2 separate regions of the Homo sapiens genome follow, and region 2 is linked to region 1. A link is an interaction called in ENCODE POLR2A ChIA-PET data of the cell type or tissue named here. Cell type or tissue: MCF 10A. All regions are shown on one strand. Links, peaks and the distances in the headings refer to the core of each region. The heading gives the core; the rest is flanking DNA. Region 1 holds the start of BICDL1 (BICD family like cargo adaptor 1). Region 2 overlaps BICDL1 (BICD family like cargo adaptor 1).

Region 1 (2,903 bases), core at 95-2,594:
TCCAGACATATTAGGGAGAAATTTGTCCTTCTGTGATTCAAATAAGACAAAAGGAAGTGGCAATTGGATCTCACCTCTGGCCCACAATTCCAGCTCAAGGTGGGAGGTCATAATAAAAAGTGTTAGAACATTTCCTTGCTGGAATGGTAACATGGTCAACTGCAGAAATTTAGCTCTAAGATTGATGTGGGAATCCCTCAACTGTCTGTCTCCTTTCCAGTCAACAAGTGAACAATGCCAGCCCTGAGGCCCAGGAGCTTTTCAGATTCTGGCCTTCAGTCTAAGGGTAACGATGTTAAAACTTGAATATTGTTTAGGCTCTGAATTTAATAAGCGATAAAAACCATGAGAAACTATTTGACCCATTTCAGCCTCTTGATGTTCTGAAATTTCCATCTCACTGGGATGAAAAGAAGAAAGGCATGATCCAAGTAAAAAATGGGTTGTCTGTCCAAGAGGAAAAGGAAGCATAGGGACGAATTCTAGCTTTAGATGGGATTGTTTCTGGAAATAGGAGACACGTAGCACCACCAACGAGGTCAACACCAAGGAATGACTGCAAGTCACCCAGTAGGCTCTCCAAACCTTCCTTTAATCATTGAGGAAATGTTCCTTCCATATCCACCCAATCCATCTTGGTCACAAAGGACCATTTATCTTCCTCAAGACTGCTTCTATGTGAAGAAAATAAAGAATAATGATTCACGTGATCCCTGGCGTCGGCCTGGCTAGATCTCAATCCTGACTCTACCAGTTGTAATGACCTGGGCAGACGATGCCATCTCTCAGGCTTTAATTTCCTTCTCTGTTAAAATGACAAGCGGCAGTACTGATTTTATAAAGTTCTTGTGAGGATTATCTAAAATAATGACTATCAAGCACTTAATACAGGACATGGCACACACTGAGTGCCGAATAAACGGTAGTTATTATTAGGGAGGTTCTTTGCTTCGTATTCCCATCTGTGAGCAGTTTTTTCCGTTATTTCTCCGCAGAAACCCTTTCTCTCCGGGCTGCTGATCTGCGAAGCATCTGGTCCTTCATATCCCTGAGTCATCAGCATGAAGATGCCTGGTTTCCGAAGTCCTCCCTCCTCCTACTGCTCTCTAGGGCTCCCTCTCCTGACTGCTTAGTTCTCCTGGGGGCCCAGACCTAAATTTCGTGAGGGTATGTCTTTCTCGGGGCCGGGTCACCAGTCTTGGAGGAATGTCCTCAGTCCCCTTTGCCCCAGACACCACCAGAGATGCGGCAACAGAACTCTGAGGCGCGCCCCGGCTTCCAAGTAGCTGGGGGCGGGGCCGCGCCTGGAGGTGAGCAGCAGGCGGTGGGCGGGGCCGCGCTCCGTCCGAGGTGAGAGCGAGGCCGGGTGCGAGGCCACACCCCGAGGTACGAGAGCTGAGGGCGTGGCCACACCCCAGCTCTGAGCGAGGCTGAGGGCGGAACCGCACCCCGAAGTGGGTGCAAGGCTGGGGGCGTGGCCGCGCGGTGAGGCAGCCAGGACCGTGAGGGATGCGCCAGCCGCCTCCGCAGGCGGCGCGCGCAGCCGCCCGCAGGGCGTGAGGCAGAGCAGGGGTTAAGGCCGCCGGCGCCACCTGGGCGTCGCTGAGGAGACCCGCGAGCCGGCGAATCCCGCGCGGGCGGGGCGAACAGGTGCCCGCGCGCGTCAGGCGCCGGCAAGGGGCGGGGCGAGGGGACGCGGCCGGAAGCCCGGGGCGGGGCGCTGCCGGCCCGGTGAGCCGGGAGGAGCCGGGGAAGGCAGGAAGGAGCTCGCCGGGTTGCGCGGCGCGCGATGTGGAGCCGCCGCCTCGGCCCCTGCAGCAGCAGCAGCCGCCGTCGCCGCCGCTGCTGCTGGGGCTGCCGCGGAGCCGGGGGTCATGGAGTGCGGCTGCAGAGAGCGGCCGCCGGCAACAGCAGCAGCAGCAGGAAGCGTCGCGGCGACAGCGGAGCGCAGCCCGCCCCGTGAGGCGCTGCCCGGCCGGCGGCGGCAGCAGCAGCAGCAGCGGCAGCGGCAACAGGGCGGCTGAGAACCCGGCGGCGGCGTTCCTCCTCGCTTCCTCCCCTCCCGCTTCGCCGACCCTCAGTCTCTGTTCCTGAGTCCTCCCTTCCCCAGCCTTCCCGTTCCCACCACCTACTCCGCCACTACCCCCACCCCCTCCTCCCGCGCGCGCCTGAGCAGCTGAGCCCGGGGGCGGGGGAGGGGGCGCGTGCCGCCGGCGCGGGGGAGGGGCGGGCCGGCGCGCGCCGCGCCCAGGGCTCGCGGGGACCCGGGGGCGCGTGCCGCGGCGCGAGGCGAGGCGCGGGACGCGGGGCGGCGCGGCAGGGCCCCTCCCCCCTGCAGCCTGGCGCGCGCGGGCCGGGCCGCACCGCTGCGGGCTCCGCGCGCGCGGGCCATGTCCGCTTTCTGCCTGGGCTTGGTCGGCCGCGCTTCAGCACCCGCCGAGCCGGACAGCGCCTGCTGCATGGAGCTGCCCGCCGCGGCCGGGGACGCAGTCCGGAGTCCCGCCGCCGCCGCCGCCCTCATCTTCCCCGGGGGCTCCGGGGAGCTAGAACTGGCGTTAGAGGAGGAGCTGGCGCTGCTGGCGGCCGGGGAGCGGCCGTCCGACCCCGGGGAACACCCTCAGGCCGAGCCTGGGTCTCTGGCCGAGGGGGCCGGACCGCAGCCGCCGCCCTCCCAGGACCCCGAGCTGCTGTCGGTGATCCGACAGAAGGAGAAGGATCTGGTGTTGGCGGCCCGGCTGGGTAAGGCGCTGCTCGAGAGGAACCAGGACATGAGCCGGCAGTACGAGCAGATGCATAAGGAGCTGACAGACAAGCTCGAGGTGAGGACCTCCCTCCAGGGATGGGTGGGGAGCAGGGGCCGCCCAGGCACGCGCCCGGCCCTGGGCAGTTAGGGAACCACTCAC
Region 2 (2,903 bases), core at 271-2,770, 71 kb after region 1:
TGTATTTTTAGTAGAGACTGGGTTTTACCATGTTGGCCAGGCTGGTCTCAAACTCCTTACCTCAGGTGATCCACCCACCTCAGCCTCCCAAAGTGCTGGGATTAGAGGCGTGAGCCACTGCAGCTGGCCTTAGAAGAAATTTTAAGAGTCTCAAATGAAATGCCTAGCATTGAAAAAAAAGAAGAAAAGCCTTGCTAAATTGGACTCGTGTAAAGTTTGGTTTTAGTAGTGAGCAATAGAAATATGAAAAATTATTTCAAAATACAAGAAGATAGTATTACAGTACTAATTTGAGGTTAAGACAGCCAAAGTTGGTTTTTTTTTTATTAATTTTTTTTAATTTTTTCTTTTTGAGACGTAGTCTTGCTCTGTTGCCCAGGCTGGAGTGCAGTGGCATGATCTTGGCTCACTGCAACTTCTGCCTCCCAGGTTCAAGCGATTCTTCTGCCTCAACCTCCCAATAGCTGGTACTATAGGCACGCACCACCATGCCCGGTTAATTTGTTTGTTTGTTTGTTTGTTTTTTGAGACTGAGTCTCGCTCTGTAGCCTGGGCTGGAGTGCAGTGGCTCAATCTCAACTCACTGCAACCTCCACCTCCCGTGTCCCAGTTCAAGCAATTCTCCTGCCTCAGCCTCCCGAGTAGCTGGGATTACAGGTGCATGCCACCATGCCCAGCTAATTTTTGTATTTTTAGTAGACACGGGGTTTCACCATGTTGGCCAAGCTGGTCTTGAACTCCTGACCTTGTGATCCGCCCACCTCGGCCTCTCAAAGTGTTGGGATTACAGGTGTGAGCCACCATGCCCGGCCTAATTTTTGTATTTTTAGTAGAGATAGGGTTTCGCCATGTTGGCCAGGCTGGTCTCAAACTCCTGACCTCAGGTGATCCAGCCACCTCAGGCTCCCAAAATGCTGGGAGTACAGACGTGAGTTACCCTGCCCAGCCTATTTATTTATTTTTGAGACAGGCTTTCACACTCTGTTGCCAAGGCTGTAGTGCAGTGGCAGCACGATCATGGCTCACTGTAGCCTCGACCTCCCCAGGCTCAGGTGATCCTCCCACCTCAGCCTCCCAAGTAGCTGGGACTGCAGGCACATACCACCATGCCTAGCTAATTTTTGTATTTTTTCTAGAGACTGGGTTTCACCATGTTGGCCAGGCTGGTCTCAAGCTCCTGGGCTTAAGCAGTCCACCCACCTCAGCCTCCCAAAGTGCTGGGATTACAGGCATGAGCCAGCGTACCCAACCCAGCCCAAAGTTTTTACCATCCTGATTCTGTCACTGAGATGCTGGGCAAGTTCCTTCAGTTTCCTGAGCCGATTTCCTTGTTAATTGGGGGTAACAATCAAGATAATGCATTGGAAAGCAATTAGCACAGTTCTTGACACATAGTATGTACTCAGTAAATATTACTAATGTGATTCTTAGGCAAAAGTGAATGACTAATGTGTTTTTAAGTGATTGAGAAGTCTAAAACAGCCTAGTGGGTATCTGAAATTAAATTTAGAATACGAAGGAGAAATAATATAGGGAAAATATTCCCAGGAATGTTTATTGCCAGAATTGTTCACAGGTTTCAGGGTGTGTAGGGTGGGGTGAGGGAGTTGGCAGCCTAATGCTGATTCCTTGCATCATAAAGCCAAGCTATGAAATTGTTCATTTCCAATAAGTTACTTCATGTAGCTCTGAACTTCTAAGTTTTTTAAGGAGTCAGTTGTATATCAGAATCTTACTAGCTCATTACTTCACTGACTGAAACTTGGGAAACAAAGATGATTCATAGGAAGGAAAATTTAAAGGTTAGAGGGTATTTAAATGAAAATCAACTAGAGTATGGTTTGATTTTATTTTGTTTTGTGTTTTGTAATTGTTTTTAAAATAGCACTGTAGGTTGAGAATCTTCTGTGGCTCTGTAGTCCAGTGAGGTAACATTTGTTGAATATGTGGAACCAAAAATAAAAAAGATGGACAATTGATTATATAGTACTTGAAGATAAAAAGAACTACTGAACATGTAACCATTACTGTGAGAGCCTCATTGAACAGCTAGCCTACCACTTCAACATTATCACCATCCCACCTCCTCGGAAAGCCTTTCCTGGCCGTTCCAGCACACGGTGATCTCTCCCGAGAGAACCCATAAAGCTTACTGACCCCATTTGGCCTCAAAAAAGCATTGAGGCAGTTACTTAATTTGTCCCGTGGCTCTCCTCTCCACAGGACAGTGGGCAGGGCTCCCTCAGTAGGGTCTGGGCTGGGACCCTCAGGAGGAGGGCTGGAGTTTGTGTTACCAGGTGAGCCTCCTGCAACACCAGATGGTATTTGGTGTTTGCTGTATTTTAGCATTAGATCATAAATGGATTGAGGTGGGAAACAGGCACCTCTGCTGGCACTCCCCAAAGAATTAAAAGTTGCAAAAATGTCCTTGAGGAATGAGTGGCAAAAAATCTTAACAGGTATGACAAGAAATTTCAAATAGTGTCCATGTTAAGTAGAGGAGAGAAATGCAGATGCACGTGATTTGACTGAGCCCACTTGAGGAAATTGATGGGAGAAGTAAAGGAATTTCTAAGGCAGTAGGTATAACCATCTTATTCTTTTATGTAAAATATTCAGACTTTCAATTTATTAGATATTTGCTGAGTTTCTGCTATATGTAGAGTAATAATGATAACTAACATTTGAGAGCATACTATTTCCTAGGGCTGTTTCCTTTGATCAGTAGAGTGGTCTTGCACCTATTCAGGGTCATTAATGGTAGAGGTGGGGGTGGGAGTTTGTCCTGTTTTGGACTAGAGAACAAATGGATGGGAAACCAGCATCTCATCTAGTGCTCCTTAAAGAATAGAAAGTGCAAAGAGATGCTTGATAAATGAAAGCAGAAACCTTAACAGAGTTCC

Evidence for each region. ChIA-PET counts read pairs that join two places held together with the same protein. Peaks named below come from ENCODE experiments on the same cell type or tissue, not always from the same donor. Only the 100,000 strongest peaks of a DNase experiment are listed, where the experiment ranks them.
Region 2: POLR2A ChIA-PET joins it to region 1 with 10 read pairs; 11 of 35 experiments call an interaction of 5 or more read pairs at or near these places.

The regions. Positions count from the first base shown.
Region 1 is chr12:119,987,479-119,990,381 of GRCh38, forward strand. It overlaps BICDL1 (BICD family like cargo adaptor 1), which reads left to right and starts at 1,758. Exons shown (of 10, transcript NM_001367886.1): 1 at 1,758-2,819. The coding sequence starts at 2,391. RefSeq lists silencers at 1,306-1,365, 1,386-2,025, 2,306-2,395, 2,446-2,515, 2,526-2,735 and enhancers at 1,429-2,402, 2,403-2,903. In MCF 10A, for the core only: a CTCF peak has its summit at 1,191; DNase peaks (open chromatin) are centred at 1,523 and 2,443.
Region 2 is chr12:120,058,762-120,061,664 of GRCh38, forward strand. The region is part of intron 2 of BICDL1 (BICD family like cargo adaptor 1); the gene reads left to right. Among named protein-coding and RNA genes, the nearest start is that of RAB35, 57 kb to the right of the region's middle. In MCF 10A, for the core only: no CTCF peak of the experiment used is centred there; a DNase peak (open chromatin) is centred at 1,630.